Regions from separate parts of the Homo sapiens genome. Here regions 1 and 2 are each linked to region 3. Evidence: chromatin loops called from intact Hi-C (ENCODE). Cell type or tissue: B cell. All regions are shown on one strand. Region 1 overlaps PRDM2 (PR/SET domain 2). Region 2 overlaps PRDM2 (PR/SET domain 2). Region 3 holds the start of LOC105378612 (a long non-coding RNA gene).

Evidence for each region. A loop is a pair of places that touch in the nucleus more often than their neighbours do. Peaks named below come from ENCODE experiments on the same cell type or tissue, not always from the same donor. Only the 100,000 strongest peaks of a DNase experiment are listed, where the experiment ranks them.
Region 1: a loop joins it to region 3, with 8 times the contacts of the local background. A loop is called at or near these places in 5 of 110 quality-filtered maps.
Region 2: a loop joins it to region 3, with 10 times the contacts of the local background. A loop is called at or near these places in 29 of 110 quality-filtered maps.

What each region holds. Positions count from the first base shown.
Region 1 is chr1:13,745,247-13,753,246 of GRCh38, forward strand. It overlaps PRDM2 (PR/SET domain 2), which reads left to right. Exons shown (of 10, transcript NM_001393986.1): 6 at 4,115-4,241. Among named protein-coding and RNA genes, the nearest start is that of PRDM2, 49 kb to the left of the region's middle. RefSeq lists silencers at 3,803-4,192, 4,094-4,312, 4,263-4,572 and an enhancer at 4,823-4,872. In B cell, a CTCF peak has its summit at 3,927 (motif pointing right); a DNase peak (open chromatin) is centred at 4,075; H3K4me3 peaks cover 2,808 bases; H3K27ac peaks cover 3,263 bases.
Region 2 is chr1:13,721,100-13,729,099 of GRCh38, forward strand. All of the region lies in intron 2 of PRDM2 (PR/SET domain 2), which reads left to right. Among named protein-coding and RNA genes, the nearest start is that of PRDM2, 25 kb to the left of the region's middle. In B cell, CTCF peaks have their summits at 4,948 (motif pointing left) and 5,147; DNase peaks (open chromatin) are centred at 4,922, 5,435, 5,805 and 7,232; H3K4me3 peaks cover 1,112 bases; H3K27ac peaks cover 7,574 bases.
Region 3 is chr1:13,662,214-13,670,213 of GRCh38, forward strand. It overlaps LOC105378612 (a long non-coding RNA gene), which reads left to right and starts at 7,981. Exons shown (of 3, transcript XR_946968.2): 1 at 7,981-8,000. In B cell, CTCF peaks have their summits at 3,644 (motif pointing right) and 3,847; DNase peaks (open chromatin) are centred at 3,688 and 5,698; H3K4me3 peaks cover 1,463 bases; H3K27ac peaks cover 3,322 bases.

The DNA of each region.
Region 1 (8,000 bases), 83 kb after region 3:
GCTAGGTAGGAGAGGGCTGCTTTGTCTCCAGTGAGTCAGGGAAGGCCTTCCTGAGGACAGACGTTCGAACCCCACTCCTTGGATAGGAAGGAGCTGGCCATGCAAAAGGTCTGCTGGAAGAACAGTCCAGGAAGAGGAGTGGTAGGAGCAAAGACCTTGGAGTAGGAATAAGCTAATGGTTTTTTTTTTTTTTTTTGAGACAGAGTTGTGCTCTGTCGCCCAGGCTGGAGTGCAATGGCGTGATCTTGGCTCATTGCAACCTCCGCCTCCCAGGTTCAAGCGATTCTTCTGCCCCAGCCTCTTGAGTAGCTGGGACTATGGGCGCATGCCACCATGCCCAGCTAAATTTTGTATTTTTAGTAGAGACGGGGTTTCACCATATTGGTCAGGTGGTCTCGAACTCCTGACCTCGTGATCTGCCCACCTCGGCCTCCCAAAATGCTGGGATTTACAGGCGTGAGCCACCGTGCCCAGCCTTTTGTTTGTTTTTTATTTTAAAGGAATAGAACAAAAGCCCATGTGGCTGTAGGGAGGAGGAGAGGAATCTTAGGAGATGAGGCTGTTGAGGTCTGCAGGGATGGATGAGTTTTAGGCTTAAGTGCTGTTCACCCACTGGCGAGTTGAGGCCGAGATCTGACCTATGATTTTTTAAAAGACCGTGCTGGGGACTGGATCGTAGGTGGGTATGAGTGGATGTACTGTGTGTGTTTGAGTGATTCTGGAATACTTCTCTAATTTTCTAATATTTCTGACACATTTTTCTAATATTCCTTACCCAGTATAAGGAATATTAGAACTCTTGCTTCTTCCTGATTTGTTTGGTAAAATTTCAAGTTTTATTTTATATATGCTGATGTTTAAAGGAGAGAATATGGAGCAGATTCTTGGTTTTATACCTGTTTGAACCCAAAGAGAAAGTGGGAAGAGTTTAAAATCTTTGTTGTTGTTAATTTTTTTAATATTAAAATATATTTAAAAAGAGGTTGTTTGGTCTTTTGACTTTATTTTTTTAATGTGGATTTATATTTCCTTTGTTGAAGGGAGTAGTTTTTCTTTTCTTCTGAACTTGACTTAAAAATGCTAACCAGTACAGAAGAAAAAAACCAATATATTATAATATGGAAGAAAACAAGCCTTGGTTTAAAAAAAATACTATTATTTTTCCTCTTCATAGGGTCTATTGGTGTAGCTGTTTTAATATAAAGTTGCGAAGCATATATCGCTCCGTAATATAACCATTTCAAGTTGCTAATAATTTTTGTTTTGTTTTCTACTACTTGTTTTTATTTATTTATTTATTTATTTATTTATTTATTTATTTATTTTTTAAGATAGGGTCTCACTCTGTCTTGTGGGCTGGAGTGCAGTGACACAATCTTGGCTCACTGCAGCCTCCACCTCCCAAGCTCCAGTGATTCTCCTACTTGAGCCTCCTGAATAGCTGTGACTACAGGCACACACCACCATGCCTTGCTAATTTTTGTATTTTCAGTAGAGACAGAGTTTCGCCATGTTGCCCAGGCTGGTCTCAAACTCCTGCGCTCAAGCGATTCGCCTGCCTTGGCCTCCCAAAGTTCTGGGATTGCAGCCATGAGCCACTATGCCCGCTAATAATTTTGAAGGCTGTTTAGCAGCTAACGAATGTGTTCCTCTTGATCTAACACTTCACCAGTGCTAGAAATTTTATATTTGATTTGTGATACAGATTCTGGTGTGTTTTTACTTTGTGTGTTTTGCAGCAACAAGAATATCTTAGGACATGAGTGCCCTCCCAAGTAGAGTTTGTGTGGATATTTAACTTCACCAAGTTGCTAGTTCAGTTAGCACTTCACTGACAACTGCAGTGGAGTGAACAGGGAAACTTAAGCTCTTATTCTTAGAGGTATCTTGAAAATGTCCGGTGGTATCTTCTAGCCAGTTCTCTGGTTATACCATTTCAGTGGGGGAATATATGGGGAATACATTTGTCTTCACTCCTTCCCATGCTCTTTTTTGCATTGGTTTGAAGACTTTTCATATTTCTGAGAACTCTAGTCATTTCAAATATTAGTTGATACCACTTCAATATGTGACTTATAACAAAAAAATAGAGAAAGTATACATTTGGAATTTACACAATCTAGAAACAGTTTACTTTAACATAAGCCTGTTCTTTCAACAGATTAGTTCATCAGAATGCCAAAAGGCGTTCTTGATGGCTGTTTTAATTTATTAATATATATTAAAGTAAGTTTTTTGGTTAGATTTAACTGGTTCAAGAAGGGAAATCATGTATTGGTTCAAAAATAAGAAAAAGGCAGATTTTAGCCTTCTTAGGGGTGGGTGAGAGCCAAGGAAACAGCTGCCTTGTTTTAATTTAAAGAATTTAGAATATTTTTAAATTTGGACTGTGTAGACAGTGAGAGTTCTGCAGAGAATTAAACGAAGTAATATTCACTTTTGGGGGCTTTATCTAGACTAGAAGGTATGTTGAAGTGAGGAACTATTTTGTTTCTAAACCGTAGGTGGAATCTCCCTCCCCGCAAAAAAAAAAAAAAAAAAAAGAAACAAAAAACAAAAAGGATCACTCTCTTGGATAACCATTGTGCAATGATCCAAATCAGGAAGCTAACAGCAACACATTATTTTACTAGCTAATATGTACACCTTACTCAGGTTCTGTCAATTGTTCCAATCATGTCTTTGTAGGAAAAGAAAACGTTTCCACATTCAGTTGTTATGTCTTATGTGTTTGGCTGGTACCTTAGTCTTTGTCTTTTATAACCTTTCAGTTTTGAGAACTGGTTGGTTATTTTGTAGAATGTCCCAGAGTTTGAGCTTCTCTTATGGTTTCATCATGATTAGATTCGACGTATGCATTTTGGGCAGAAATCTACCAGAAGTGATGCTCTGTTTTCTGTGCATCGTATCAGGAGACATATGATGTTGGTATGTCTTATTACAAAAGTGTTGTTTTTTTTCTTTTGTAATTAATAAATATTTTATGGGGAGATATTCTGAGGCTATGTGTTTTGTTACTCCTCAAACTTTTACCTACTTTTAGCATCCATTTATGATTCTTGCCTGAATTAATCATTACTGTGATGATTGCCAAATGGCGCTTTTCTAATTCCAACATTTCTTTTTTACTGATTAGTTGGGATCTCCTTTAAGGAAGAGCTTTCCTTTTTATTTACTTGTTCATTCCTTCCTTTCTTCATTCATTCACATGAGGCTGGACTCACGGATTCTCATTTTATTCAGTGGGTTTTAGATAGAATTTTACTTGTATTGATACCCTTGTAACTTTTTTAACAGATCATTTGTTGTGAGAGAAACCAATAGGCTGTTTCCCCAAATTCTAGGGGTGTGAACTTTGCACTCAGTGGATCTTTTCTTCGGGATCTTGTTCTGGGTGGAATCAATTTGATGGTGGCCCTCACTACTTCCAGTCATACGTGGCTTAAGAATGTGATGGTTTAGGAGCATAATACATGGGAGATACTTCCTGCTGTATTTAAAAGTTAAAATGTGGAAGTTTGATGTCCGGTCCGAAGGGCGAGGCACGGACCTCCCTGGACCAGAGCAGGTTGGTGGCCCCGGGCGGCCTCCCGTTGGCGGCTCTGGGATAGAAACCGCGGCGCATTTGTAAGTGCTTGCGCGTGGTTCCTCCTCGTTGTCCTGTTGAAGTTGCTCTTGGTCTGGAACGCGCGCTAGTCGTTGTCTTTCAGCACTCCGCTTTCCACACCGCACGCTTTTCAGTTATGCTTTACATTTCTCCTCGACTTAGATTTCGTGAGCAAAATGGGCCCATGTTTTATTTTTTCTCGTGCGTGGGCCGTCGTGAGGCTTTAAACAGGAAACTGGGACAGCACCCGGGCTCCGCTACCCGTCACCGGGCCTTCCGCGCCCCTCGCCCCACGCCGCGGGTGCGGTCCTCCCTCCAGCAGAGGGTTCCGGGCGCCGGCGCGGCCCGCACGGGGCCGGGAGCCCTTCCTGCCGGCCGGGTGCGCGCGGCGCCGCCGACAGCTGTTTGCCATCGGCGCCGCTCCCGCCCGCGTCCCGGTGCGCGCCCCGCCCCCGCCAACAACCGCCGCTCTGATTGGCCCGGCGCTTGTCTCTTCTCTCCCCGCAGCCAATCGCGCCGGGCGAGGAGCTCCTGGTCTGGTACAATGGGGAAGACAACCCTGAGATAGCAGCTGCGATTGAGGAAGAGCGAGCCAGCGCCCGGAGCAAGCGGAGCTCCCCCAAGAGCCGGAAAGGTAGGAGCCCCCCGGCCCGCCCGCCCGGCCCCGGCGCCACGCCCGCCCAGGACGCCGCCCTGCCGCCCTCGCTGCTGCTGGCCCGACCGCGAGGCGGGTCGCGGGCTCGGGCGGCGGCGCCCGCGGCATCTCGGTGACCTTTTCCGGACTCGGCCCTGCCCCGGCCCCGCTCCCGCCCTGCGGTCCCGCTCGGGCCCTGCGATCGCTGCCCTCCCGCCCTGCCGACCCGGCCCCGCTGCTGAATCACGGCCGCCGCGCGCTCGGGCTGTTTCTTAACTTGTGACTTAGCTCCTGGGCGGCAGAAAGTGCGCGGACGGCGTTCCGGGGCCGGACGTTCCCCCGCTGGCACCCCAAGCCGCGCTCCGCAGCCGCGCGCACGGCGGGCGCCCGAGCTTTCTCGCGGCTAGCTTGACAGCCCCGGCTCCGCAGACTCGGGCCCGCCGCGCAGGACGCGGGCCGCGTCGGTCGCGGAGTCGGGGTGTGGGAGTGGGGGAGGCAGAGACAGTGAGAGACAGAGACAGGAGGCGGCGGGGAGGGCAGGGAGACTGCGGGTGCGGTGGGCTTCCGAAAGGATGCCCAGGGGGATGTGGAAGTTAGAGAGCGTGTTGTTTTGTCGTTTTGACTCAATTCTCATAGTTTTACGACTTCTGATGATTTCGAACAAAAGGTAAAGTGTAGTCACACTTAAAAAGGGAGGGGATAATTTCTGGGTAGGAAAATAGTTTGGTTGGCTGTATCATATTTCCAGTGGGCATACTGACACGTTGGGGCTTTTTTTTTTAATGAAGAATTTTAATGTGAATTGGGGAATAGTTCATAGATCCCAGTTTGAAAATATGCCAAGGCACAGTATGGTTAGTTTCTTATTGATACAAATACAGGTTTGTGTTTTTTGTTTTTTTGTTTTTTTGTTTTTTTTTTGCTCTCCTTAGGTCTTAAGTAGATTTCTTTTTAGTCATCTGAACGAACGAGTCCATCCTTTATCCAGAACATTGCAAAGTGAGTTGTGGAAGTCATACTGTAAATAAAATCATATCGTAAACTCGATTTGGGAAAATGTTAAAATCGGCATTAAGGAATGTAGGCAAGAAGTCTGTTCTGATTTTTCAAGTATGTATTCTTTGTATGTCACCACAAAATGGAAATAGAATTAATTCCCCCGTGAAACAGTTAGTAGGCCTATTACTGAATATGCATTGTCTATTTATTGAATGTGATGTAGTCACTGCTTCAGAGCATTAAATGCTTTTGATCCTGAATCAGACGATCAGAGTCTAGAAAATTCCCAGTTTTTTTTTTTTTTAACTTTTAACTGAGTTCTGGGATTTTATTGCTATTAGGCTTAGTGCTTAACTGTTTGTAGTGAAAACTTTTTATGTAATTCAACTTGTTTCTTTATTTAGTATTCATTTTGTTTATAACTAATGTTACCAGCCTTCCGGGTAAGTTATTTGTAGGGGGCTGGAGATGGGGAGGACAGTACCCTCTTTACTGTGCCACTAATCATAACTAACTCCTGTACTTAAATAGATTTGTAGTTTAATAGCAACCTTACTTTAACGCTTTTCTCTGTTTGGCATACTTTAGTGTGCATGTTTAGAACATATGTCATTACTCTTTTGCTTTTTTGTTTATCTGTTTATTTTTCTCTTGGTTGGATTTGGGGAAAAACTTGAACATATACTTTTTGTTTTATTAGTGATATATGAACTTAATAGCTGCATTTTTATACCTGCGTAGACTGTTGGTGTTTCGTATTAAATAGTTCATATTTCTTATTATCCTATTATTTTGTACTACTCTGGGCAGCCTATAACCCAGAATCCTAGGTTTTAATTAATTAAAAGACTTATGTTTATGCAGAGCTCTCTGTTGGAACTTACAGTCTGTTTTTAACAGCTTACTGGTTAAAGAGACCTATTTGCTCTTTAAGACTTAAACTTTGGAGAGTTTAAGTAATGAGTCAAACCTTTTTTACTTTTAAATTAAATACTCAGTTAAAACCAATTTATAGCTTGCAAAGACCTGAAATGGAGTCTTTTTTTTTTTTTTTAATTAACTCAGTTCTGTTTAGGTCTTATGTGTGACCTCAAACATTTAAATAATATCTTTTCAGGCAGTGATGTCAGAGAGTGAATCAACATAAATGTCATTCAGAGGCAGTGTTAACTTAGTATTGCTGAAAGCCGCATGTTGAATACATAGAGCCGACAGGTAGATTGACAGTGGGCTTGACTTCATTTTCGTTATGAGACAGAGAGAAAAACAAAGGGCTGAATTCTTCATAGTTCTGGACCTCAGCTCCTTTGCGTGACAGCTGCTATACTTACAGCTGTGCATTGCATGTGGTGCCTTTCAGAATTCATCAGATCGCTGGTGGATCATAAGGCGTGTTTGGGTAGAGCAAAGCCCTGATTTCTTTATATACAAAGTAGTGGCCCCTTCTCTCTCCCCTCATCACCTTTCTTCTCTCCTCCCCTCCCCTCCCCTCCCCATATTCATTCATTCATCTAATGTTTATTGAGCCCCTGCTGTGTACTAGGCACTCTGCTGGGTTGTAGCACACAGTGATGAGCAAAAAAGCAGCGGCGACTCTTCTTATGGCGCCGACAAACGTTAAATCAGTAAATAGCTGATCAGTGCCTAGACAGTTGGCATGTAGTAGGCCCTCAATAAATATTCATTGATTGGCAATGACTCACACAAATGTGTTAGGAAGGAAAAGAATGCAGTGCTATGAGAACACAGTTCATATTGTCTGCGACCTTGGAGCGTGCATTTTTGCCATGGGCCAAAGATGGATATACATCAGCATTTTAAACTGGACTTTAATTTGGATTCCCAGATTTGTAATTGAGCTTCACTTTTTACATATCTGAGCAGCCTCTGTAAAATGGAAAATAAGTTCCTTAGATGGAATAGATTAATCTTTCAGGTAGAGAGCAAGGAGGGTTTTTAGTGTCAGGTGTTTCAGGCTATTTTAATGTGAACCACAGAAAAATTATAATTATAAAATAGCATAGAAACGGTCAAATTTAGAAGTATTTCTCATCTTCTTGATTTCTGTCCCCTGTTTGTTTTGGTGAGAAATGAGAAATTGAATTTGCTTGTTAGCAGTAAGCAATGACTGTTGGCAAATGCTCTTCCAGAGTGTAGATTATAATAGCAGAGTGTTTTCCCTGCTCTCTCAGTTACATAAGAGCCTTAACCTGAAGTTCTTTTACCTGGAGAAACAACAGTGGCTTTCTACAAATGGGCTTAGTGGAAGGAATGAAAAAGACGGGATGCCTGGGCGTTTACCAGGTGTGCGATCTTGGACAGCTCATGTCACCTTTCTGAGATGAAGTTTCCCTAGCCTTAAAAATGAATATCATCATATCGATGATGCTTGTGCCACCTAACCTCACAAAGTTGTCAAGAGCAAGTGAGATAATAGAAACATGCTCTGTGAAGCTGTGGGCTCTTGGGAACTGTAAGTACCACTCCTTAGAACATGGCTGGCGTTTACTTCCCTGCTACTTGCGGAGGAACTACTGAGTTGGTGACTCATTTAATCAATGGGGATTTATGGAGCACCTGTGTAAGCCCAAAATAAGCACTGGGTCTCTTCTTTCCCTCTTCCCTCCTACGTCACAGCCTCATTCTGTGCTGATTCACCCTTATTTTAGGTTCTAACCTATTGACCTCGCTGTTCACAGCAAATTAAGAGAGAAGAGTTTATAGCGGCAAGAAGTTTTTATACCTGAAAGCTGGATAGTG
Region 2 (8,000 bases), 59 kb after region 3:
TGGAATACATATAGTCCTTGCCCTTTGCTGTTTGTCTCATTTTGGTCTTTATACTGTTTCTGAGATTCAGCCATATTGTTGCATGTATCAGTAGTTCATTTCTTTACGGGAGCTGTTTTATGGGAGACCATCTGACCATGTAGATATGTCTATTCATAATCTTAATTCCAAAGAGTTAGCGAAACCCTGGGATGGCTTTCTATCTTTCATCTTAGTTATCTCTCCCCCTTTTTTCTAATTCTAAAAATATATATGATATAAAAAGTTGAAACCACTTTCACTGTTTTATCATATTATTAATATAGAAGTATATTTTTTATAGATAATTATAAATATGAATCTGATTTTTTCACTTTAAAAAAAGACTTCTAAGTAAGGTGGTTGCTATCTGTTTTGACTTAAACCTCAACTAATAAATGTGTAGTTTAGGAAATTAGCATGTTGAATGAATAGTGGTAGCCCTTGAAATCTCATTTTGAATCATGTATTCTACTAGATAAATTAGCAAATTTTAGAAAATCTGGGACCTTGTCTTTCTGAATGAAAATATTATTTGTGAAATTCAAAAAAAAATTAACAACCTGAATAGCATTTCCTTAAGTCAGTGGAATGAGCTTGTGGCAAGAAGCCTTTCCTCTTATGTTAGGATAGTAACACTTCGGCAGAGAAAAAAGCTGTGGGACTGTTTTTCTCTGCCTCTCCTTTGATGCCCTCTAACTCACTCTCCTTGGTCAGTTCTGGCAATGTCATTCCAGCTGTGTGACCTTGGGCAAGTCCTCGGCTTATTTGTGTTCACTTTCTTATCTGTTAAATGGGGACAGTAATGGTGCCTACCCCGTGTGGTTGCAGTCAATAGTAAATGAGTTTATAGATGTAAAGCCCTTAGGCTAGTGCCTGACATAGGAAACACCGTAAATTATTATTTATTACTGTTATTTTTCAGCCGGTAACCATGTCCTGATTCTGTCCTGTAAAATAGTTTAATTACTATTACTGCTTGAATTCAGACCCAAACATCCCTTCTCTGGGCTATTACAGAAAGCTCCTGATTGATTTCCTCGCCAACGTTTTCCTCCCTATGGGACCATTCTCCATAGGCCTTACAGAACATGCAGCTCACCATCTGGGAAATCAGAAAAGCCAGCGGTCGTTGCGAGTTGTTGGGAATGTTTTCGTGGAGGAGCTGGGATTTGAACTTGACCTGGAAGGATGTGGAGGATATTGATCGTCAGAAGAATTGAGGGCCAGGTGAAAGTCTAAATTGAGAAAGGCCCAGAGTAGCAAGGGGACCTAATGTGGTGAGGGTAGGAGGGGCCAGAGGGTGTGCCAGGAACCCAGATGCCTGTAGGGGCCAGGGATGACCTGTAAGAGTAAAATGGGGATTTTTCTGTGATTTCTTCCAATAGAATTTTTTTTTTTAAATCCATGGGTAGACCGAACAAACCCCATCTGAGATGAAAGGCTGTAGCCCACAGTTTGTTGCTTTGGATGAAGATAGTTTGAGAAGTTAAAACTCAGTCTCACCAGTAACAGCCTCAGTGGGAGGCAGTAGAAAGCTCCTTCTCCTGCTTACCAATCCCCTGTCCCCACCCTCACCCATTCCCATTCTGTATTAGAATCTTCTGGACAAGAGGAGGGGATGAGCCCTCAGGTGACTTATTTTCTTTGCTTCTCTTGAACGTTGACAGTCTCTAAAGCCAGCAGACCAATGACTAGATTTTATTTAGAAAGTTTAAAAAGCGTTTTGAATCAGATACTTTGTAGACTGCTTATTCAAGAAGACAAAAGGTTCAGAGAAGTTGAATGTAGAGTAGCCTAGATGCCAGAAAGCCTCACCCCATCTCGTCACTCTCCTGCCCAAACCCTCTTGTGTCATCCCACCGCTCTCTGAATTGAGTCCAGCTCTTTGCCCTGCCTTGGTTTTGCATGTTCCAGTGGTGGCTGCCTCTGCTTTCTTCCCGTCTCTATTCTGGTGCAGCCGCGGTGGCCTCTTTTTATTCCTGAACAGCCCAGGCCCCTTCTCTCCTTGGCATGTTTGCCTGGACTGCTCAGTTCTTAATACATGACTCATTTTCATCTCTCAAGTCCAAGTCCCTGTGTGACATCTTCTCTGAGAGGCCTCCCCCTGCCATCCTAACTAAAGCACTGCACTGTCCCCTCCTTATCTCTCCTACATCACTCTTTAGGTCACTGAGACGTTGAACACCCCTAGTCTGCCACATTAGCTTGGGGTGCAGGTGGGCAGGACCTGCCCCTTCTCTTGGTTGCTGCGTTCCCCAGGTAGCGCTGCTCCAGCACATGGACACTTGCTGCTAATATGTGCAGGATGATTGGAGATTCCTGAATAACTTCAGGTTGGAAGATGTCAGTGGCAATGGGAACTGGAGAAAGGAATTGGACGTGACAGATTTTGAAGGATCAGCAGCAGGGTTTGGCTCTGTTGACCACCCTCACTTCCTGGAGTCTTCCCCAGCTTTGGTGATGCCATGTGCTTGGTGCCTCTTTGGCTCTGCGATGACTTCTAGGACTGGGACTCATTTGCTGTGCTTCTTCTTCCGTTTCATTCTTTGATAAGGGCATTCTGAGGGCTTTGTTTTCGGCTGTTCTCTCCTCTGCTTTCCATCGAGGATTCTCATCCACTTCCATGGACTCCATGGCCAGCTGGGGCTGTACTGCTCTTACAGCCATCTCTCTGTGCCCAGACCTCTGGGCAGTTGATTGCCAGGCATTTGTTTGCCCGTTCGCAGTGACCACTGCTCTGAGCTGGGCACTCTGTGCCAGGCTGTATCGAGGCGAGTAAGCACAGCCTGCCTGTCTACAGCCCTAAACTTGCCTCTCTGGAGAGGTGATTAACCAAGCCAACCAGGAAGGGCTTTCACAATACACAGGGCACACTGTTGCAAGTTGTGGAGAGTGTTGTAACAGAGCCATAGGGGAAATCCTACTAGGTTAGGATAGTGGGGACTAGCTTCTAGGAGGCTAAAGTGTTCTCTGGGTAGAGCCCAGGCCTGGAATACAAATGCAAATTGGCCCCTTTTGGTAACCTCACCTTGCTGGGGTCTCAGCTTCACCACCCTGGGGTTTAAAGTATTGGGAACTTTTCTTCTGCTTTTTTCTCCATTCCCTGCAGGAGCCTAAACGGGCATTGACAGTAAGTTGTTGTGTTTATTAATACTCTGAAGCCATTGCAACTTATCTCAGTTTATTCTGGTATATTTTGCTTTTTCTCCTTTAGAGATTAGCAGTGAAACCCTTCAAATGATAAAGACTCTTGTGCCTGTTTGGGGAAAGCAAATGTCACAGCCATGTTTTGTCCCTAACTTTGCATACTTGACACTGCTCACACTCTTTTCACATGTACATTGATGTAGAAAGTTATAGAAATTCCTTTTCATGGCTTTTTTTTTTTTTTTTTTGAGACAGGCTCACTCTGTCCCCAGGCTGGAGTGCAGTGGCACGATCTCGGCTCACTGCAACCTCCGCCTCTCAGGTTCAAGCGATTCTCCTGCCTCAGCCTCCCGAGTAGCTGAGACTACAGGCAGGCACCACCATACTCAGCTAATTTTTGTATTTTTAGTAGAGACGGGGTTTCACCATGTTGGCCAGGATGGTCTCGATCTCCTGACCTCGTGATCCACCCATCTCAACCTCCCAAAGTTCATGGCTTATTTTTAAGGGAAAATGTATAAAACAAAGTATGGAAGAAAAAGATATTGCAGGGCATAAAGGGAGAAAAAGGAAGGAGGAGGAAGAGGGGAGAAAGCTTATAGTTGTAACGCTTGTAGTTTTTAATGTTAACAGTTGTACTCAGGAAGTGGGGGAGGTGCCCAGGAAGGGGAGAACGTAGGACATGAATGTTTGGATTAAGCCCCCCTGCCTCCCTCCACTCTTGTAGGTTTGGTCTCTAGGAGTCGGTCCTGTCTTCTTAGCCCTGAGAGGGGAGGTACGATGGAAGACTGGAGGCGGTCTTAGTGCAGTAGCAGCTTGAGCTTTTTGATGATGTTTGTTGTATCTATGGATGTTTACCATATTGGAAATTATAACAAAGTATTTTGAAATAGTTATAGATCCACATGAAGTTATAAGAATAGTGTAGAGAGTCCTATGTACTCTATTTATTTTTGAGAAGGAGTCTTGCTCTATCCCCCGGGCTGGAGTGCAGTGGCATAACCTCGGCTCACTGCAACTTCCGCCTCCCGGGTTCAAGTGATTCACCTGCCTTAGCCTCCTGAGTAGCTGGGATTACAGGTGTGCGCCACCACGCCCAGCTAGTTTTTGTTTTTTTAGTAGAGATAGGTTTTTACCATGTTGGCCAGGTTGGTCTTGAACTCCTGACCTCAAGTGATCTGCCTGCCTCGGCCTCCCAAAGTGCTGGGATTACAGGCATGAGCCACTGCGCCCGGCCCAAGTCCTGTGTACTCTTTACCCAGCCTTTTCTAGCAGTAACATCTTACAAAGCTTTAGTACAATATGAAAGCTAGGAAATTGATTTGGTATAATAATGCTAGTTAGACTACAGGCCTTATTCATAAATCAGAAAAATTTAAAACATAAGATTAAACAATCACACATTTCATAAGCCACCAGAATGATGACATTTTCACACATGATAGCCTCCAGAAAACTCCACTCTACACATCTGAGAGTGAAAAAGGCAGACAACATCTTAGTGTTGTTATAGCAATAGCTCTGACCTTGTGGGCCCCAGAAAGGGAATTCTCAGGTGTCCACGGACTGTGAGGTATGAGACCCCACTGGGTTGGTGGTTAGAATGTAGACTCTGGAATCTGTCTGGATTTTATCTTGGCTCCACTACTTCAAAACTATGTAGCTTGGGAAAGTTACTCAGCAGGGCTGCTCTGTGGCATAGTATTTGAGAATCCAGACCCTGAAGCGAGATTGTCTGGATTGAAATTACCTAGCTCTGCCACCTGCTGGCTGGGACTATGGGCAAAGTTTAGTTTCATCTGTAACGTGGAGATCATAGAAGTGCCTATAGCAATTGGTAGTGTGCAGATTAAATGAGGTGATAAGTGCTCACAGTTGTATCTGACACATCTTGAACGCTCCATCTGTGTTAGTTGTGATTGTTACTGTTGTGATGATTAAATGAGGTAATGCATGTAAAGTGCTTAGCACAGATCTTGGCTCAGAGGATGGAATAAATGTTATATTCCCTAAGCTCCTCACCCCGTCCAGCATGGAAAGGTCATCCTGGGTCAGAGAAAATGTATCAGGAAAGCAGTAGAAGGGCCCTTCAGAGGCTCCCCAGCAAGGTCAAAACTCGTGAATCAAAATCTGTCCAAGGTTTCTTGTCTCAGGGAGCAGGAACAGAGAAGTTCTTCCTCTAGCCAGTGGGCTTCATGAGGAGGGGGTCCTAGCATGGTGCTAGCTCTGAGCAGACACTCAGGGAGTATGTGTTAATGACTGACGGATGGGCTGAATGAAGGAGAGACGCTTTGGCGATTAATTGGGGGAAGAGAAGCGGGTAGTGACTTTCTTTGAGTTTGAGGTAGGAAGTTGGAAACATCGAATTAATGAGATCAATTAATAGTTAATAACTAAATGACATTAAATTGACTTAAATTTAACATGTTAAATTTAATACATACTGTTCCAGATCTGTTCATTGATACATGTTTAAAGACTGTACTTCATTAAGCAGTCAAATAATGAGTCCTCATTGAGGTCAGCTAATAGGGAAGCAGAGAAGTTCTTTAGCTTCTTTCATATCACAGTGATCAGTGTTAAAAACCCATGAGACAGGAACATACTTCTATTCAGGGGCAGCAAGGACAGGGCGTACTGGGAGACGCCAGCAGCTGGGGTGCCTTGCGGAGCTTGCGATCTGCTCTCTGCTCTCTGCTTGATGACTTCTATTCTGCTTATTCTGGGTAGACAAGCGAATGGCGATGAGTGTTTCTCAGAGACCTTACCCCTGCCTGCCCCTCCTGCCTCAGTTCTAGCTGCTTCTCCTACCTTCTCTGCTCTGGACACATGGGTCTTTTTGCCTGGATACTGCGTTTCCTCTTAATTTGAGATTTGGTCCTGGCTGTTTTCTTTTCCTGACATGTTTCCCCAATATTGTCACAGATTCCCTTTCTACTTCTAGAGAGGCCTCAGCATTCTGTCTGAACAGGCATCTCCATCCCTACTCCATGACTGTGTTCCTTTTTTTTTTGAGACGGTCTGTCAGCCAGGCTGGAGTGCAGTGGCACGATCTCGGCTCATTGCAACCTCCACCTTCCGGGCTCAAGCAATTCTCTTGCTTCAGCCTCCTGAGTAGCTGGGATTACAGGCATGAGCCACCACGCCCAGCTAATTTTTGTATTTTAAGTAGAGACGGGGTTTCACCATCTTGGCCAGGCTGGTCTCGAACTCCTGACCTCAGGTAATCTGCCCGCCTTGACCTTCCAAAGTGCTGGGATTACAGGCGTGAGCCACCACGCCTCGCGTTCCCCTCTTTTTTTTCATTCGCCACTGATCGGAAGGCATGTGTCCCCTTTTTTGTGCTTGAGTTTTCTACAGGGCATCAGCCATTGTATGTATGTGTTTAATTTTGTCTCTATTTCTTACCAGAGTGATGCCGTGTTGAGGCAAGCGTGCTGCCTAGAACATTGCCTGGCCTGTAGCAGGGATTTGGAAATATAGAAATAAATAAATAGAGTAGATGGTGCAACTTATTTTAGACAAGATCAATCTGGGAAATAGTGCCAGGATCAAATTGTGATTCTTTAGTATAAGAATCAAGATGAACCTGTTTAGATATGATATTACATCTTATCCTGTCAGGATATGTACCAAGAAGAGATCCCAGTTTATGAGTATGTGGGGGAGAGAATTTTTTGAAAACATTCCTTTGTTCCTAAGGTTCACTTGTACATTGGTTGCTTGGAATTAATGGCATACCACATTTTCTAAAAAAGGATTCTTATATTGATCCAGAAGAATACCTACCTCAATTTCAAGAAATTCAGGCACATGTGGAGGAGATACTTCCTGATAGATGACCCAGCTCTTTCATTTATTTCTATCCCTCCTTTTTAAAAAAAGCTTTAAGTTAGCTTACAAAGAGCCATGTACTCATTCAAGTATTTAAGTGACAACAAACATTTGAAATCTACTGCTAAGCTGGGGGAACACAACACTGAATAAGATAGACACCATCTGTCTTCACTGCAGTCTCACAGAGGAGGCACACAGTAAACACACAGCTATACAAATAAGCATTTAAAATTGTGGTAAGAGCTGTGAAGGAGAACCAAGGAAGAAAAGAGGGTGGTTCTATTTCAGAAGTCCAGCCCATGAATCTACCTTCTACTTCTCAAATCATTGATTTTCTAGAAATGTTCTAGGCAGTTTGCAGCCATAGCCACGGCCATGGAGAGTCCAGCGGGGCTGTGGGGAAGAAGGGAGGGAGGGCCCTGGGGCTGCCCAGCGTCTGGGTTGTGCTGCTGTGAACTGAGGTGCTCTGTTGTAGTTTGGTCTTTTTGTAATGTGAAGGATACGACAATAACAGAAAAAGCTTTCCTCTGCTGGGTGTATGAGTCCAAAAGGAAAAACCAATGGGTCTAGTGGGACAAGATGTGGAATAAAGGAGTAATTTAAAAGAAAAAAAAGACAAAAAATAATGGGTTGACTTAAAACAGATAAACAAATACATAGGATTTTTTGGTATTTCTTTTTCCCATGGCTTCTCTGCTGAGGTCCTTCATGTTCTCGGGCGCTTCAGAAATTTTAATACATGTGATCTCTAACTTGTACTCAAGTTACACATTTCTTGTGGGAGTGACCATTCCTGCCTTAAGCACCATCTCCTGCTGACATTTCCATGGAAATCTGGAAGTTTTAGGTCAGAGGTTCTTAGATGATATTCCAGCAGAATCTTAAGTGAAAACTCCTTGATGATTAGGACTGACTATAGGCACTCGAATCAGACAGATATTCAGATCCAGGCTTTGAGCCCTTTAAGCAATGTCTCTAAGCTCTAATTCCCTGCT
Region 3 (8,000 bases):
GCTGTTTCTGTACCTCACTGCCGATTTCTGTATGGCACTTCCCTTTCTTTGTCTATAAATTTGTTCTGACCAGGGGGCATCCCTGGAGTTTCTCTAAATCTGCTGTGATTCTGGGGGCTGCCTGATTGGGGAATCATGCATTGTTCAATTAAACTCATTTAAAATTAATTCAGCTGAAGTTTTTCTTTTAACACTGCCCTTACTAACTTCGCAGCCTAGTGGGGAGAAGTCATGTGACAAATACAAAGTGAGGAAAAAACTCCTTAAACTCCTAAACTGTGCTACCAGTGTGCTAATAACAGATTTACGGGGATTATTTCATTTAATCCTCACAACAACATGAGGAGGTGGATACCATTATTATCTTCATTTCACATAGGCACCCCACCCCCCCAAAGAAAAGAGGATTCAGCAACAGGCACAGCAATTTGCCCAAGATGACAAAGCTAGAAATGGTGGAAATTAGCCAGGAAGTCACGCTGACTCCAGACTCTGTGTAATTTACATGTCTCAGGCATTTTTACAAGAAAAAAAAAAAAAACCAGGCACAGTGTCTCATGCCTGTAATCCCAGCATTTTGGGAGGCCTCAGTGGGAGGATTGCTTGAGCCCAGGAGTTCGAGACCAGCCTAGGCAACCCCGTCTCAAAATAAATAAATAAATAGCTTTTTAATCCTCTAACCTAGCAATTCTGCTTCTAGAGGAATTGTTTTATAATTGTTTATAATGGCAAATAAACTGTCCTACATGTCCATCAAGGAGAGCGTGTTTACAAGACTTGTAGTATGCTCACCCCATGAAGTATTTTACACACAGTGATGAAAATGAATCCACGATGGCCATAAATGTTAGAAACGTAAGACTGAATTTTTAAAAGCCAAAGACCACACACCATATGATGACATTTTGAAAGCTCAAACCCAGTAAAAGAAGATAACACATTGTTTTGACAACACACAGCTTAGGTAAGCAGATTTTTTTTTTTAAGTCAGAGAGTGATAAAGACAAACTTTAGGGTAACGATCATCTGGGAGGATGGATCTAGGGAAGCAGAAGAAGGAATTAGGGGTGGGGGTTGTCCAAGTAAATGTGAGGCCTTTTGTAATGGTTTAATTCCAGGATTGACAAGCTAGAGCCTGCAGGCCAAATCTGGCCCTTCAACTGTTTTTGTAAATAAAGTGGGTTTTTTTGTTTTGTTTTGTTTGAGTTGGATTCTCGCTCTGTTGCCCAGGCTGGAGTGCAATGGTGCAATCTCACCTCACTGCAACTTCCACCTCCTGGGTTCAAGCAATTCTGCCTCAGCCTCCTGAGTAGCTGGGGTTACAGGCACCCACCACCATGCCTGGCTAATTTTTGCATTTATAGTAGGGACAGGGTTTCACCATGTTGGCCAGGCTGGTCTCTTTGGTCAGGCTGGTCTCGAACTCCTAACCTTGTGATCTGCCCGCCTCAGCCTCCCAAAGTGCTGGGATTACAGGCCATAAAGTTTTATCTGAACACAGACACACCAATTTGTTTACATATTGTCTATGCCGGCACTCACTCTACAATAGCAGAAATGAGTAGTTGCAATGGAGACTATATGGCCCATAAAGCTTAAAATATTCGCTATCTGACTCTTTACGGAAAAAGTTTGTTGTGACCTCTGTTCTTGCCTTGGATTGAGTAATAGAGTCCTCTCTTTAATAGCGGTAAGACATTCACCTCTCTGGGTCTCAGTTGCCCTATCTGTAAATAGGGATGATACTACTCTGTGAAGTAAGAAACTGTATCATCCTTTAATGTATGGAAAGTGGATTAGTGGTTTTTTAGGGCCAAGAGGTGGCGCTGGGGGGAGATGAGAATATGGAAATAGGGACTGACTACTAATGAGTAAAAAGTTTCTCTAAGGGGGATAAAAATATTGTAAATTAGACTGTAGTGATGATTGCACAACCCTATCAAAAGATCCACGGCTTCCTGCGGGATTTCTCAACCTCAGCACGATTGACATTTGGGGCTGGATACTTCCTTGTTGTGGGGCTGTCCTGTCAATGTAAGATGGTGAGCAGCCTCCCTGGCCTCTACCCATTATGGGTAGTGATGCCAGTAGCACTCACCAAGTTGTGAAAACCAAAATGTCTCCAGACATTGCCACATATCCCTGGAAGCAGCTAGGGGGAGTAAAATCACCCCCAGTTGAAAAACCACCGTTCTATAATAATAACCTGAGAAATTTCCTCTGCACAGCATTACCATAGAAAGGAGAGTCAAAAGTCTTGGAGTAAATAGTAGGACCTTTTTACCATGGAAAATGATCAGCTTTGAATCACTGGGCAGGGACTGAACTGGGCAAGTCTTTGCAAGGGCAACTTCCAAGGAGCAACAAAGGTGGCACTTGAGTAATTTGGAAAGTGATACTAAGCAAGTTGGAAGGCTGCTGTGTTCCGCTCATGAAAACATCTGCACCTAAGTGGTAAGAGTTAGCTGTGTGGTCCTGGCCAATTTCCAGCCCAGGTGACTGCAGTCTCCTGTTCTTAGTCTTCCCTCCAATTTCTGTAGGGCATGGTGCTTTTCTTTACTTCCTGTTCCATACCTGATGACTAAGCCATCATTAGTCTCTTCTAGTGATTAGTTAGGAAATATTAATTTTAAATCAGCAAAGCACTAGGGGAAGAAAAGGACAACTTGGGTTTCCCTTTTCATCCCCAAGGGATGTAACAGCGCACCCGTCAAATCCTTGGTGGAGAGAGAAACCTCCTTGAAATTATCTTGCCAAAAGAGAAAAACGGATTAGCCAATAGTTCATAAATTTGAAAGCATAGGGCTTTCTTTTGATGAAGGCCACTTCCTAGAGGAATGGAGAGGAAGCTTGATCACAGAGTTTAGACACAGTTGAAGAACCCAGTGCTCCCCATTTCCCCTCCCATACATGTCTCTAATCTGATGGTCCCCTTACATCCCATCCTTGCAGGAAATTGATTCTCTTTCCAGCCTTTGCTCAATCCTTGCTCCCATTTATTTATTTTATTTATTTACTTTGAGACGGAGTCATGCTCTGTCACCCAGGCTGAAGGGCAGTGGTGTGATCTCGGCTCACTGCAACCTCCACCTCCCGGGTTCAAGTGATTCTCCTGCCTCAGCCTCCTGAGAGCTGGGATTACAGGCAGCTGCCACCACACCCTGATAATTTCTGTATTTTTAGTAGGGTTGGGGTTACGCCAGGCTGGTCTCGAACTCCTGATCTCAGGTGATCCACCCGCCTCGGCCTCCCAAAGTGCTGGGATTACAGGCGTGAGCCATCATGCCCAGCCCCTTGCTCCCATTTAAACCGTCAGCCCCGAGCTTCAACCCTTAGAGGCCTGGTTTCTGCCCAGCATCAAAGTGAATGGGATAGTCCTAAAGGGACCAATTTGTCTAGATTGGTCCAAGACTTGGTGGATTTTAGCACTGAAGGAGGTCCCGGGCAATCTTTTGGTCCCCAGCAAAACGAAAGGGTTGGATAGCTTAACTCCCTGAAGGCCTCCTCCATATTTCATCTCTTGTAACCTCGCAGCATCCAGGTCAACCAGTGATTGTGCGTCTTAAAAAAACAGAGCAAACCACTTGAATGAGACAAGCAAATTGCAAATTAACTGCAACTCTTCCTGATGCCCACCAGAGGGCTCCTTCTTCCACATAAACAGCCCTGCTGTGCCCAAAGGAACAGAACCTTCCGGACTAGGAGCAATCAAGTTAAGACGGCTCTGACAGTCACTGCCTCACAGCAGAAGTAAAAGAAGAGGGCTACGTCAATGTCATTTCTGCCTCTGTTAACAAACAGAAAGCACTGCTTATGAAATGGGTTCTCCATTCGTGTTCCAGGAATAGCCTTTATTCCAGGTCCTCACCGGAACCTTGCAAAGTGGGAACCGCTGGTGAATGGCCTAAGGTCACAAAACCATCAAACTTCAAAGACCGCAGTCTTTCCACTGTACCAAGTTACCTTGTTATTTCAAAGAACAGTGAAATGAGAGCGTTACAAGCTGTTCCCTGGGCTTAGGGCTGTGGGTGTGGACAAGGGAGGCTGGATGTGGACCCAGTGCCTGAAGGGGAATTTGGTCAACAGCCATAATGAAGAGCAGGAATGGGGGTGGGCGTGCAAGGGCATCGCTTCACCATGTGGACACCAACAGGAGCAAGAGAGTAATGGGGAGGCAGGGACAACCAGCCCTTGTAAATTCCCAACTCTAAGACAGCTGACAGCAGCAGCTACCATGGCTGCCCCATCTCAGGGAGCTCAGAGCACGCAGCAGATGGGATGCAGGCAGAGAGTTCAAGGCTATTAGGCCTCAGCACTAACCAGGGAGTCCTTAAGGGAACCAGGTGGGACTGCGTGTGCCCCAGGCTCCAGGCCACCTGTGACTGCCATCTGCCAAAGGAAACCGACAGAGTCACCCCAAACCAAATTAAGAACCAGAGTGCCAAGAGTACCCATAAAAAGAAAGGGTATCTGCCAGTTGTTGTTAAAGCAAAGAAAAAGGAAGAACATGGCAAGTCTACAAATGAGCCATGATATGTGTTAACCCTGGAGTCAGTGCAGAGAACACACAACATTCTAGAAAGGGTTGGGGTAGTTGCGTGGGGAACTTCTCTTAGAACCGAAATCTTTTTTTTTTTTTTTTTACTTTTTTATTTTTTAATTTATTATTATTATACTTTAAGTTTTAGGGTACATGTGCACAATGTGCAGGTTAGTTACATATGTATACATGTGCCATGCTTAGAACTGAAATCTTGCAATTCAGTTCGATTTAGACTCCTCTGCTGCTTTCACCCTTTGCAGACAGGCCCAGCAGCCCTGGGGTTTGCTTGTTCTCACTTTCTTCTTTTTTGGAGAAAAATTCAGCATTAGGTTTCACTATGGCATAGAATAGTTTTGGTTTTTTTTTTTTCTTTTTGTTTGTTTGTTTGTTTTTTAGTCAGTCCCTACCATTTTGACAATCACACTTGGAAGACCAGCTGAGCTGTCAGGAAAAGGACTCCTTTCTGCATTACTTTAACCAAAACAACTATGGTTTTTAAAACTATACATTAGGCCAGCCGAGCGTGGTGGCTCACACCTGTAATCCCAGCACTTTGGGAGGCCAAGGCGGGTGGATCGCTTGAGGTCAGCAGTTGGTGACCAGCCTGGCCAACATGGTGAAACCCCGTCTCTACTAAAATTACAAGAATTAGCTGAACGTGGTGGCACATGCCTGTAGTCCCACCTACTTGGGAGCCTGAGGCAGGAGAATCGCTTGAACCCAGGAGGCAGAGGTTGCAGTGAACCGAGATCGTGCCACTGCACTCCAGCCTGAGCAACAGAGTGAGACTCCGTCTCAAAAAAAACCAAAAAAACCCAACAAAAAACCCCCTATACATTAGATTACTTTATCAGCCCTAGCTTGCCACCAAACGAACTAGGTTATCATTTCTGAGTTGCAAATAATTCTTTCCCCATGGATATATTTTTATCCAGAGTAACATCTGTCTAATTCAAGACTTGAAAAATAAAGCCCACGTGATTTCAAGAAAATGAGCACTTTTAAGTCGTGAAGTATGTTGTAGCCTAAAAAAGAAAAACGTAGTCTTCCAAGAGAACCATCTCTCCAGTAAGAAAAAAAAAAAGTTCTTTGACTGACAGCTCTTTTCAAGTGCAAATGAGAGTGACAGCAAGAAGAGGTTTAAAATTCTCATTGGGTTGGAGGATACTTCTGCTTTTTTAATGTAAATATTGATATGTAATCTGGGTTTGCCCTGTCAGAAAGCATTCATGCATACAAACATGCTCAGGTTTTTTCTGTTTTGTTTTATTTTGTTTTTTTGAGACAGAGTCTCGCTCCATCACCCAGGCTGGAATGCAGTGGCATGATCTCAGCTCACTGCAATTTCCACCTCCCGGGTTCAAGTGATTCTCCTGCCTCAGCCTCCCAAGTAGCTGGGACTACAGGCACACACCACCACACCTGGCTAATTTTTGTATTTTTAGTAGAGACAGGGTTTCACCATGTTGGTTAGGCTGGTCTCTAACTCCTGACCTGGTGATCCACCCGCTTCAGCCTCCCAAAGTGCTGGGATTATAGGAGTGAGCCACTGCGCCCGACTCATGCTCAGGTTTTTTTTGTTTTGTTTTGTGTTTTTGAGACAGAGTCTTGCTCTGTCACCCAGGCTGGAGTGCAGTGGCGCGATCTCGGCTCACTGCAAGCTCTGCCTCCAGGGTTCACGCCATCATCCTGCCTCAGCCTCCCAAGTAGCTGGGACTACAGGCGCGTGCCACCACCGGCTAATTTTTTGTATATTTAGTAGAGACACGGTTTCACCGTGTTAGCCAGGATGGTCTCGATCTCCTGACCTCGTGATCCGCCTGCCTCGGCCTCCCAAAGTGCTGGGATTACAGGCGTGAGCCACCGTGCCCGGCCTCATGCTCAGGTTTTTATACATATGCTCCAGTTCCTTTCCTCGGTAGACCCTGTATTCTTTTCTTTCTGTTTTGAGATGGGGTCTCACTTTGTGGCCCAGGCTCGTCTCAAACTTCCAAGCTCAAGTGATCCTCCTGCCTCAACCTCCCACATAGCTGGGATTACAGGCACTTGCCACTGTTCCTGGCCTGTTTCCTTTATAATGCCCTTCTGGGAAGGCAGAGAGTGTGCATTGTGGCTAATTTCAAGAAGGCAACTCTAAAGAGCACCCCAAAAACTTGCCCATAAATCAGTGAAAGAGCCAATATGATTATATAAGTGACGATCTCATTGTTTTTCTATCTGGTTAAAGTTTTTTTCACCAGACTTGTGAAAAAAGGAGTTGAATATACCGATGTCCAAAACACACACTTCCATATAGAGCGGGAGGGAATGTTGTGGAGCCACCATGGACAGAAGGGTGGCAATACGAAAACCTCAATCAGTGTTTCTCAGACTAGCTGCATCTGTAGGGTATTTAGTGGAGCTCTGCTGTACAGGCAGCTATCTGCATTTAGGTCAACATATTTTAAACTTCATTATAGTTCTTTGATACTTAAGCACTATTGATATTTAATAGTGCTTTGATATTTAATATTTGATATATAAATATATGTTTGATTTCATATTTGATTTACTATTTGATATATAAAAGCACTTTGATATTTAAGCACAAAGAGGCATTTTAAAATTAAGAATAATAATTGTTTATATTAGTGAGCAGGATAATACTCTCTTCTCTTTTAAGAAGGCGTCCATCTTTTTGTTTTTTGCTTTCTAGTTAACACATAAAGTTTATTTTTTTAATTTATTTTTAAATTTTACTTTAAGTTCTGGGATACATGTGCAGAACATGCAGGTTTGTTACATAGGTATACATGTGCCATGGTGGTTTGCTGCACCCATCAACCCATCATCTAGGTTTTAAGCCCCACATGCATTAGGTATTTGTCCTAATGATCTCCCTCCCCTTGCCCCCCACCACCCGACAGGTCCTGGTGTGTGATGTTCCCCTCTCTGTGTCCATGTGTTCTCATTGTTCAACTCCCACTTATGAGTGAGAACATGTGGTGTTTGGTTTTCTGTTCCTGTGTAAGTTTGCTGAGAATGATGGCTTCCAGCTTCATCCATGTCCCTGCAGAGGACATGAACTCATTCTTTTTTATGACTGTGTAGTATTCCATGGTGTATATGTGCCACATTTTCTTTATCCTGTCTATCATTGATGGGCATTTGGGTTGGTTCCAAGTCTTTGCTATTGTGAATAGTGCTGCAATAAAGATATGTGGGCATGTGTCTTTATAGTAGAATGATTTATAATCCTTTGGGTATATACCCAGTAATGGGATTGCTGGGTCAAATGGTATTTCTGTTTGTAGATCCTTGAGGAATCGCCACACTGTCTTCCACAATGGTTGAACTAATTTACACTCCCACCAACAGTGTAAAAGCATTCCTATTTCTCCACAGCCTCGGCAGCATCTGTTGTTTCTTGACTTTTTAATAATCAAGAAGGCCTACATCTTTCGTTGATGATGGACAG